2 separate regions of the Homo sapiens genome follow, and region 2 is linked to region 1. Evidence: read pairs that join two places in POLR2A ChIA-PET (ENCODE). Cell type or tissue: CD4-positive, alpha-beta T cell. All regions are shown on one strand. Each heading gives the region's core, and the rest is flanking DNA. Links, peaks and the distances in the headings are about the cores only.

The links. ChIA-PET counts read pairs that join two places held together with the same protein. Peaks named below come from ENCODE experiments on the same cell type or tissue, not always from the same donor. Only the 100,000 strongest peaks of a DNase experiment are listed, where the experiment ranks them.
Region 2: POLR2A ChIA-PET joins it to region 1 with 5 read pairs; 16 of 35 experiments call an interaction of 5 or more read pairs at or near these places.

The regions. Positions count from the first base shown.
Region 1 is chr6:157,883,229-157,888,614 of GRCh38, forward strand. The region is part of intron 4 of SNX9 (sorting nexin 9); the gene reads left to right. SNX9-AS1 (SNX9 antisense RNA 1) reads right to left here. Exons shown (of 2, transcript NR_183542.1): 2 at 1,886-2,163. Among named protein-coding and RNA genes, the nearest start is that of SNX9-AS1, 7.0 kb to the right of the region's middle. In CD4-positive, alpha-beta T cell, for the core only: CTCF peaks have their summits at 2,094 and 2,326; DNase peaks (open chromatin) are centred at 1,723, 2,123, 2,423 and 2,809; H3K27ac peaks cover 2,421 bases.
Region 2 is chr6:157,831,121-157,836,506 of GRCh38, forward strand. The region is part of intron 1 of SNX9 (sorting nexin 9); the gene reads left to right. Among named protein-coding and RNA genes, the nearest start is that of SNX9, 11 kb to the left of the region's middle. In CD4-positive, alpha-beta T cell, for the core only: no CTCF peak of the experiment used is centred there; DNase peaks (open chromatin) are centred at 2,711 and 3,161.

The sequences.
Region 1 (5,386 bases), core at 130-5,129:
TTTATACATAATGCTCTCGCACACTTATACGGTATAGTGTAACCATAACTGTTATGTACACTGGGGGACCAAAAAAGTCCACATGACTCACTTTAACGTGATGGACTGGAACCAAACCCTCAGCATTGCTGACGTATGCTTTTATGTCATCTCCTTGTTTAAGAAACTTCAGAGTCTCCTCTATTGCCTTCTGGAATAATCATTTGCTACATGTCAGCAGGGCTATCCCAGGAGAAGGTCTTTGTGTATCAGAGTTAGGCAAGCAGACGCTGAACGGTTCATGGTAGGGAAACTGTAGAAGAAATTCATCTGAATTTGAGGTTGAAGTACTTTTCCAAGCTCAGTTCTATTTCTGTGATGCCTCAGTGTGGCTACCCATCATCACCTTATCTTTAAGTTATGTATTTGTCTCCAGGCAAACTGATGATTCTCCAAATATGTCCCATGCTGTCTCACCTTTTATTTGTACCTTTGGCTTGCTCTTCTGAGAATAACAGAGTGACTCCTTCCATCTTTCAGAAGCCCATCTCTTCAGGTTCAGCTCAAATACCATGTCTTCTATAAAACCTTTTGTTTTCTGTTTTACTTCTCTGGATTCCCTTAGCACAATTTGTGACTCTTATACAAATTATATTGCTTATTTGTAAATTGTTAAGCTTGATAAGCAAAGAATTTATCTTTTTTTCTATTCCCAGTGACCTATAAGAGACTTTGTACCATAATACTCTGTTCTTGTTTGAATAATTTTTTTTCAGTTATAAATACATCAAAAGGTACTTTACAATGTAAGGTATTAAAAGACTTACAGATTTCCTGAATCCCTGCCTTGGAGAAGTTTGTGTTCTTAACACCGACCACAGGCCTAGGAGCTGTCCATCACTGGCCTGTTATTCTCCCATCTGACGGGCTACCCAATCAAAAATGGGAAGATTCTCTTACAGAAAATTCTCTGGCATTGTTATTTTTTTAAAACAGTTTGGATATTAAACAAATGCTTGAAGTTAAGTGGTATTTAAGGATATAACATTTTTCTCTACAGAGATTTTCCATGTAATTATATTTGTTGCAAAGGAATTTTTATTGGTTATAGGATGAGGAAGGCAATGGTAATTTTATGTTGGAACTACATTTTGCTTTCTTAGTTCTCAAAAGTCTATTTTTAGGCCATTTTAGGCCTTTTTTGGTAGTCCATTTAAAAATAAATTGATAAAAGAAACCCTCACAAAGGTTCAGTATTAGATGTGCTTATACCTTCATTAACTCACATAAGTCTTATAATGCCTTAGACATCTCGTAATTGCTTATTGAGACTTTCTCTTTACAGAACTTTATTGAAAAGGTTCTTTCCATCTCTTCACTCTCACTCCCACCCCCCCGTATGAATTCTTTTTAGTTGGTAATAGGGCTTTTTAAGGAAGATCATATACCAGTGTTAGAGGATTTATGGACATTTGCCTTCAGAACTGCATGAGGCTGTCATTACTAACCTTGTGTGCTTTTTCACAGATCCCTGACATCTATGAGACAGCTTTGTTCATCTCAGGAACCTTTCAAAAATACATGCTGGTGAAGTTTGTTATATAGGGTGGTTTTTGTTTGTTTTGTCTAACTGGAAACAAACTATTAAAGCAAAGTCTTTTTTTTTAACCTTAAAACTGCAGTGATGAAGGACCAGCCAGCATTGTTATACGTACATCCTGTCATCAGCACAGTGTAAAAGCTTATTTCACATGGACTTCTCTTAGGTCTGTCTGGAAGCAAATTATTTGCTGATTGTAGCGCCATCCTATTCTGTACTCAAAGCTACCTATTTTAGGACTTTGAGCTATCTGAGTAAGTAGACTCTCTAAGCTAATACAAACATTATCCATTTACCTTAAGTAAATTTTTAGTGTTTTAATTATCTTTATTTAAAAAATAAACACCTGAAATTGACATCTGTAGGTTCAGAATATGACTTAACAAAGGATTTGTTAAATAATTTCACCTCTTTTGGTAATTCCCAATCAGTAATGTTGATATGACTGGCTATAAATAGATTGAGTCTGCTGTGATCTACCTTCATTTTTAGAAGAATGTACAAGTTTTATGTTCCACCAGTGGTTTTCTAACGTCAGTACAGATTCATCTGTAGAATTAGGTCATGTCCTTTGAGCCAAAGATCTGTAAAGAACAAAACAGGAAACTTGTCAAATTCTTCCGTATTTTGAGCTAAAGTGGTTAGATTTTTTTATATAAGAGAATATTATAACCTCTTCAGTCCCTTTTGAGGAAAAGAGTTAAATTTTTGTCAGAAATTCTGGTTTAGATGTTCTCTGGTTTAAGAATCAGATATTATTTGCTTTCTATTCCTACTTCCTAACACAGTTGCACGTGGTATAGTCGTAAGATGGGCCGTGGCATGATAGGCCAGATGACATCATCACAGGTGGTGTGGAAGGATGTGACAGGCACAGTGAGGAGTTCCTTATGTGGTGATAGGCGGACCCCTGAATGCCTACAGGGCCCCATCCCAAGATAATAACATAGAAAGTAGTTAGCCTGCGATTGGGAACTCCTCTTAACTGGTGGACTTACCAGATGGGATGATCTGTACTGACCTGAAGTGGACGTTTGGTGTCTGCTGGAAGGAATTAGGTGGCCCATAAGAGCTGCGACCACTCACAGTATGTTTTGAGCTTTCATAGACCCTTTGTACATGTTTGGTAGAAAGCCAAACGGAAAGCAGCTTTAATTAAATATGTTACCATTTTCATTAATTCTTAAACCTAGCCCTCCTTCGAGGCCTGATGTAGTTACGATGGAGACAGACAGACGTCGTGGTGCCATTGCTCATCTCTGCCACGCCACAGTTGCTGTTCTCATGGTCTGTGCAGTGAGAACTCTTCCTCTTGGGCCATGTCTTAGCTGCTTACTAGGAAACCAGTGAACTGAGTCAGGTCTAACCATGTCATCCAAACAAGCGCTTGCCCTGCTTACTGCATTTTTTTGTTGTCAGAAGTAGGGGTTTATTTCTTACTGGTCCCAGTTCCCCAAGGATGTCATATGAGGAGCAAGAATACAACATAAAAAAAAAATAACAAAACCAGAAACTACTATTTTTGTGGTCAGCAGTTGCTAATTAGCATTATTACTGTCTTTAAAAACAATTAGTAAAGTAACCTTTTATTTTATTGTTACAGAAGCAGTACATATGCATTGTAGAAAATTCAGACTAGAAAAAGAAAAGTATCCCATTTCCACAATCACTACTCTTTACACTAGGTGTCTTATTTTCTCTCTGTGAACGTGGGTATACACACAAACATACAGATATAAATTGTATATAAATGGTAATGGTTTACCACCAGTTGGTAATCCTTGCCAGAATCAGAAATGTTATTCCTTCCACGCTTAGCTGGTTTCATCTAGAAAGCAGCACTTTCCTGTATCAGCTGGAGCTAGTTAATTATGTCGAATTCCAATTTGGAATTCAGGATAGATGGCTAATTCCACCTCTCCTTAATTGCCATGTTTCAAAGTAAGAAGTTATTTTATAGCTACTACAAATAGTGACCAATGAAGAAAGCATTCCTGTCTTTTTTTCTGACAGTAGCATGGATGTATGGATTTACATTGATTTCATAATGTGTTTTGTTTTTTTTTTCTTTGTGCTTAAAGTTATCACCTTTTGGAAGCCCATTCAAGCTGAGTCTTCTACCTCATTAATATTTGAAACCTCTCTTGCTCTTAAATAGTGCTAAGTCTTTCATCTCTGTCAGTACTGTATCAGCTTAATCTTTCTCTTCATTATGGGTCATATTTTCCTTGCTTCTTTTCATGTCTGATAAATTATGAGTGGATGTCAGACATTGCAATTTTCACCTTGCTATATGCTGGATATTTTTGCATTCCCATAAACATTTTTGAGCCTTGTTCTGGGATGCACCTAAGTTACTTTGAAATAATCTGATTATTTCAGGTTTTATTTTTAAGCCCAGAGCAACATTTAGCTTAGGGATATTTTTGCCCCTTTCCTGAAACAAATCCTTTGTAGTATTGTACCCGATGCCCCGTGAATCATGAAGTTTTCCATCTAGGCTGGTGGGAATAGCCCTGTGTGAGGGGTTGCACTCTTGATTCACTCTTGATTCTTCCGTGTGTGTCTTTCCCTGACCTTGGGTAGACCCCTCACGTGATGGGCTGATCAGTGCAGATCTGCAGTGTCCTCTGCAGTCTCCAGAGCTCTCTCTCTGCGTCTCTGTCTTCCCCAGACTCTGTATCCTCCCACCACAGAGACCGCCGAGCTTTGTGTGGGTTTTCCATGCCTGCTCCGTGTCCTGGAGAGTCTCTCCACGCAGTGAATGGGCACTTGTGGGCTTACTCTGTCTGTCTCCCGTATCTCAGGATCACTTCTTCACTGTCTGGTGTCCAGTGATTTGAACACGGTTTCCTATATTTCATCATATTTTTTGTTTTCATTGGGAGCATAAACTGGGTCCCTGTTACTCCATCTTTGTTGTCTGCTTTGCGTATTAACTGATTTTCAACTCCAAGTTTATTTTCATCTCTCAGGTGAGAATAATACCACCGCTTATTTCACAGGAGAGTTGCGCCTGAAAAGGATGCTGTCGTCCACTATATAAATGTTTGTAGTACTGACTTCCCTACAGGACAGTTGTGGAACCGGGATTTGAAGCCTGGAAGCTGGGCTCCAGAATGGTCCTCTTAACACATCTGCTGCAGTTTACCCATCAATTGGCTTCTTGGAAGCGCATCAGTCAGTTACCTCTTCTCACAAGATGCTGTATTGTAGGCCAGTTAGACCCTAAGAGCACACACCGGGAGACATTGTGTTCACAGACCAGCTGGGCTGTTGTGTCATTCACAGCTGCGATTGGTAGGACTCACTGTGGCTCTGTGGTTAGCTTCAAGTTGACCAGGTGGCTTTGCTGATTTTGTCTGGACTCTCTCACATACATGTCTAATGCCTCTGAAAGCAAAAGGTTCAGAATATTAACATTTTTTTTAACTTGGCTATTTCTGTTTTTTCCTCTGGAGTTTGTTTCTCTGGCTGTATGACTTGCATGATACTTAATCCATTCTTTCTGTGCTGCTTATAGTTATTTTTAGGGTTTCATTAATACTGTATCATGATGCCAAACAACAGACTTTAGAAAATATAATGCATTGAAGATAACCCATTGCTACACAGTTGGGGCTTTTTGCATGTAATGTTTGTGAGTGAGTGGCATGCTAGAGTTTTCTGGAGAATTTGGTCCTGCCATGAATGTGCTGGTTTTAGTTAAAAACTTTGACCTGCTTTTTCACTCTTGTTCACTGGGCACCTTTTTTATTTTAAGGTGGATATTTTGGCTCAGATTGGTTGTGTCGAAAGTCTCAGCCA
Region 2 (5,386 bases), core at 275-5,274, 52 kb before region 1:
ATAGTTTTCCGTCCTAATCTCAGAAGTCTGATTCAGCCATCCGTTTCTGCACATTCTCACTCATGGTGCTTTGTTTTCTTGTGTGTTTTGTGATTTGATTTGATTTTTCCTTGAGTTGCTTGTTTTCCTTGGAACTTCCTCTGTGGGAATCCTATTACCTAGATTGAGGTTGTATCCTTCCAGGGAGGATTTGTGTGTGCTGATACCAGTCTCCTGGGGACATTACATCCTTGGAGTCACTATATCTTTAATTCCTGGCTTAATGTTTTCTCAGCCATACTGGGTAGAATAAATATGGACCTGGCATCTCAGGAGAAATTTTCCTCATCCCCACTACTCTGTATCAATGATGAGACATTTCCTTGCACACAGGTTTTCCTCTTTACCCTTATGCTGAGGTCCTTTTGGAGTCCCAGCTTGTAGCTTAATACAGGACACTTTGTGTGTTGCCTCCCCTGCCCCCACACAGTCCCCAGAGCACAGAGCCAGGCTCCCAGGTTTGTGGAGTCTCCCAGCGGGAAATCCTGCCTCAGCACATGTGTTCTCCCAGGGTTTCTGCTTTCACTTCCTTTGTGGCCTCTCCGGAGCCTTTCCTTTTGTGCTAACTCAGCAGTGTGTTTCAAAAGGTGTTTAGTTTGTATCTTTTGCTTTTAATATTTTATTCAGCACTTCAGTTGTTTCAGTCTGGCAGTGGCTCAGGTATTAGCTTGCTCTAGTTGCTGGAACAAAATCCAAGTCAGAGCATCTTTATAGCAGACTGTCAAGTGAAGGGAGTGGAATATGTGCATGAAAGTGTTAATCTGATCTTTGCAGAGGGAAAGGTCAAAAAGTTGTTAAGCATTTTGGTTGAAACCAAACCTTCAGTCAAGCTGTCAAACTGTGGGCATTTCAAAACTTTCCAATTGATATTTCTTTGTCATTTTTCTTTTGACTATTAAAAGCACATGATAGACTACTTACTAATTTCTAGGCATTGTAAATGCAGTGTTTAAGGATGCTATTCAGTCTGACTGAATTTTTCTAAGTTATTTGTAGTATCTGAAAATCGAGTCATATGGTATTATTACCCACAGGGACAGTACTCAGAAGTCACAGATTTGTGATTGTTCATTAAGTCAGACACTTAACTTTAGGGATAAATTAAAGAGGGGGAAATGCAGCTTCATTCTGTTGCCTATCACCCGTTGTCATCCACAACTCATTCATTTGAACTTCAGATGTGCCAGGTCCTCTGGGATGTCAGTATGAAAGGCCTGTCCTTGTACTCAAAGGGCACAATGTCTTGAAGGAGGGCAGGCTGTCTGCAGGGGCACAGTGCAGGCTCCTGGCACAGTTCCTCAAGCCCAGAGGCTTTCAAAGGACCCAAGTCTTGAAATGTCTGTGTATTAGTCTGTTCTCATGCTGCTATGAAGAAATACCCGAGGCTAGGTAATTTATAAAGAAAAGAGATTTAAATGACTCACAGTTCCAAAGGGCTGGAGAGGCCTCAGGAAGCTTACAAATCCATGGTGGAAGGGGAAGCAAACATGTCCTTCTTCACATGGCAGCAGGAAGAAGTGCCGAGCAAAAGGGGGAAAACCCTTATAAAACCATCAGATCTTGTGAGAATTCATGAGAACAGCATGGGGGTAACTGCCCCCATGATTCAATTACCCCCACCAGGTGCCTCCCACAACATGTGGGGATTATGGGAACTACAATTCAAGATGAGATCTGGGGAGACACAGCCAAACCATATCAGTCTGTTACTTAGTACTTTGAGTGAGTTTTAAACCTTACTCTATCACTTCAGTTGCTTCAAAAATACTTCCATAGTACAGCTCCACAGTCTGCAAGTCCAGACTTTGCCTTGTCAGATCCCAGATATTCAGTTCAGCAGACATTTCAGTAGCTATTTTGTGCCACTTGGATGCTGGGAATAAAGATTTGGATCCTCCCTAGGACAGTTGACATTCAGATATTAATGAATTGGTGTATTTAAAATGTGCGAGTTTAAATGTATTTCCTAATTTAAATTCACAGAAAAAGGCTTGAAAATTTAGACGTATGTATAAATAGTTGCCTATTGCATAGTGGCTGCACATAAGAAGTTTTTTTATGTTTTAGTTTGTTTTATAGTCTCAAGATTTTAAGTAATGAATATTTGCTGCTTTTGTAACAAGGAAAAAAAAGATTTTTTTTTAATTAAAAACTTACTGTCTTTAGGCCTCTAAAGCAGATTCCCAAACTTATATACCTTCTGTTAATTTGTTTCAAATTGTACTAGGTTGGAAAAATTTTTTAATGCTTACACATAGTAAGGGCACTTCAATAGAAGAATGCTAATGCATTCAGGATTACAAATATTATTTTGTAATTTTCTTAAGTATGGTACTTAAGGAAATTTTCTTCTTCCAGGGGAAAAAAAGAGTATGTTTTAAAAGTAGCTTTAAAACATAACTGAAAACTTACTGAACAACTAGCACTGAATCTGAAGGTGTTACAAATTGCTGTTTCATAAATACATTGGTAATTTTACCTGCCACCATGTGCCTTCTCCCTCAGGAGCTTAGAAGAGGCAGGGTGGTTAATTCTTTGTGGTTAGGCAGGGTTTCCAGCACTGCACTTCTCCTCCCGCCTTCCTAAACCATGACTCAGATTTTAGAGTCAAGAGTTGAATAATATGATTTTACAGTTGTTTTGTTGATGCATCAGATTTACTTTGTCCCGTGACTATCTACCAGTATTGCCGAACTGAACTGGGTCCATTTGCCCATGTAGTGGAAAGCCAAACACTGAAGCACCAGGTTTTTGTAGTGAGAGAGGCTTATTGCCAGACAGCTGAGCAAGGAGACAGGAGTTGGACTTAAGTCTGTCTCTCCACGCTGGGGGCTACGTCAGGTTTTGTACTTAGAGGTAATGAGGCGTGATCTGATTGGATCTTGCAGTGGGGTGATGCTGGAGGCATAATCTGACTGGATCCTGCCATGGGGTGACACCAGGGCTTGATCTGATCGGATTTTGGATCCTGCCATGTGGTGTCCACTGTGGTTTTTTTTTTTTTTTTTTTTTTTTTTTTTTTTTTTGAGTCAGGGTCTCTCTTCTGTTGCCCAGGCTGAAGTGCAGTGGTGCAACCTCCACTGACTGCAGCTCAACCTCCTGGGCTCCAGCGATCCTCTCACCTCAACATCCTGAGTAAGCTGACACCACAAAGTGCGTGCCAGCACACCTGGCTAATTTAAAAGAATTTTTTTTTTTTTTTGTAGAGACGGGGTCTCAGTCTGTTCCTCAGGCTGGAGTGCAGTGGCATGATAATAACTCACTGCAGCCTTGAACTCCTGGGCTTAAGTGATTCTCCCACCTCAGCCTCACAAGTAGCTTGGACTACAGCTGTGTGCCACCCCCCCGGCCAATTTTTTAAATTTTTTTTTCTTTAGTAGAATTGAGGTCTCGCCATGTTCCCCAGGTTGGTCTCAAACTCCTAGGCTCAAACGATCCTCCTGTGTCAGCCTCCCAAAGAATTGTGATTACAGCCTCCCAAACTGTTAGTGTCCACTTCTTAATTCAGTGCTCATTCCTCATGCCCATTCCATTCCAAGTGCCCATCTGAGCACGTGGGTTCTATCCATGGCTGCACACTTAGTTTTGGGCATGCTCTGGTGATGTGACGTTCAACCTGGAGGTCCATGCCAACTGAAAAGCAGCTCATAACTTTGTTACATAAAAGTTGAACCAGATTAGTCTGATGCAATTCCAACAGTATGTAAAGCGTATTCAATGTCCTTGCAACCCCTAAAAGCTCCAAAACCCTAGGAAATCAATACCCGTTAGGTTACTGAGATCTGTGGTTACAATAGGTTGAGCTGTCTGAATCATCTAAAGCCAAGATGATACCAAAAAGTATAGACATTTTAAATTTAATTTTATTTTTGAGACAGAGTCTTACTTTGTCACCCAGGCTGGAGTGCAGTGGCATGATCTCAGCTCACTGCAACCTCCACCTCCTGGGTTCAAGCAGTTCTCCTGCCTCAGCCTCCCAGGCAACTGGGATTACAGATGTGTGCCACCACGCTCAGCTAATTTCTGTATTTTTAGTGGAGATGGGGTTTCACCATATTGGCCAGCCCAGTTTCAAACTCCTGACACCAAGTGATCCACCTGCCTCGGCCCCTCAAAGTGCTGGGATTACAGGCGTGAGTCACCATGCCCAGCCAAGATTTTTAAAATATTCTAATATTTACTTCTATTAGAGTTCAATTACTATATAATGACCAAAAGCAAAGTTTTCAGCCTTTAAAAACCCATTCCCCTTCTTTTTTTTTTTTTTTTTTTAAATAGAGTCTTGCTCTGTTGCCCAGGCTGGAGTCCAGTGGTGCAAACATGGCTCATTGAAGCCTTGAACTCCCACACTGAAGCAATCCTCCTGCCTCATCCTCTTGAGTATCTGTGATATGGTTAGGCTTCGTGTCCCCACCCAAATCTCATCTTGAATTGTAATCGCTGTAATCTCCAAGTGTCACAGGAGGGACCAGGTGGAGGTAATTGAATCACGGGGTCGATTTCCCCCATGCTGACTGAGCTGATGGTTTTATAAGGGGTTCTTCCACCTTCACTCAGTACTTCTCCTTCCTGCCACCTTGTGAAGAAGGTGCCTTGCTTCCCCTTCACTTTCCATCGTGGTTCATGAGGCCTCCCTAGCCATGCTGAACTGTGAGTCAATTAAACCTCTTTCCTGTATAAATTACCCAGTCTTGGGCAGTTCTTTATAGCCGTGTGAAAACAGACTAATACAGTCTGGGACCACAGGCATACACCACCATGCCTAGCCATTTATTTTTTATTTTGGTTGAGAAGGGTCTCACTCTGTTGCTCAGGGTGGAGTGCCGTGGCGTGATCTGGGCTCACAGCAGCAGCCTCGACCTCCCAGGCACAAGCAATCCTTCTGCCTCAGCCTCCCAAGTAGCTGGGACTACAGGCACATGCCACCAGAGCCAGCTAATATTTAATTTTTTGTTTGTTTGTTTGTTTGTTTGTAGAGACAGGGTCTCTCTATGTGCCCAGGCTGATCTTGAACTTCTGGGCTCAAACATTCCTCCTGCCTCAGCCTCCCAAAGTGCTGGGATTATAGCCATTACCCTTTTTGATAAGTGGAAACATCTTGTGCACGTTCTGGAGTTTTCATTATGAAAGTGATAGATAGTGATTCTCTAAAATGCTACAAGTATTAAATTTTTTTCTCAAACTCCCCTCTTCTCTGATTCATTAGGACTCTCTTCTATACAGAAAGATATGGCAATGGTAATAAGCTTCCATCTGAGAGAGAAATTGAACTCTTGCTAAAGTGATGATATTTCCTAAGGATTAGGAATTAATGGTAGAGCTGTGGTACTCTAACTAGCTGTATCAC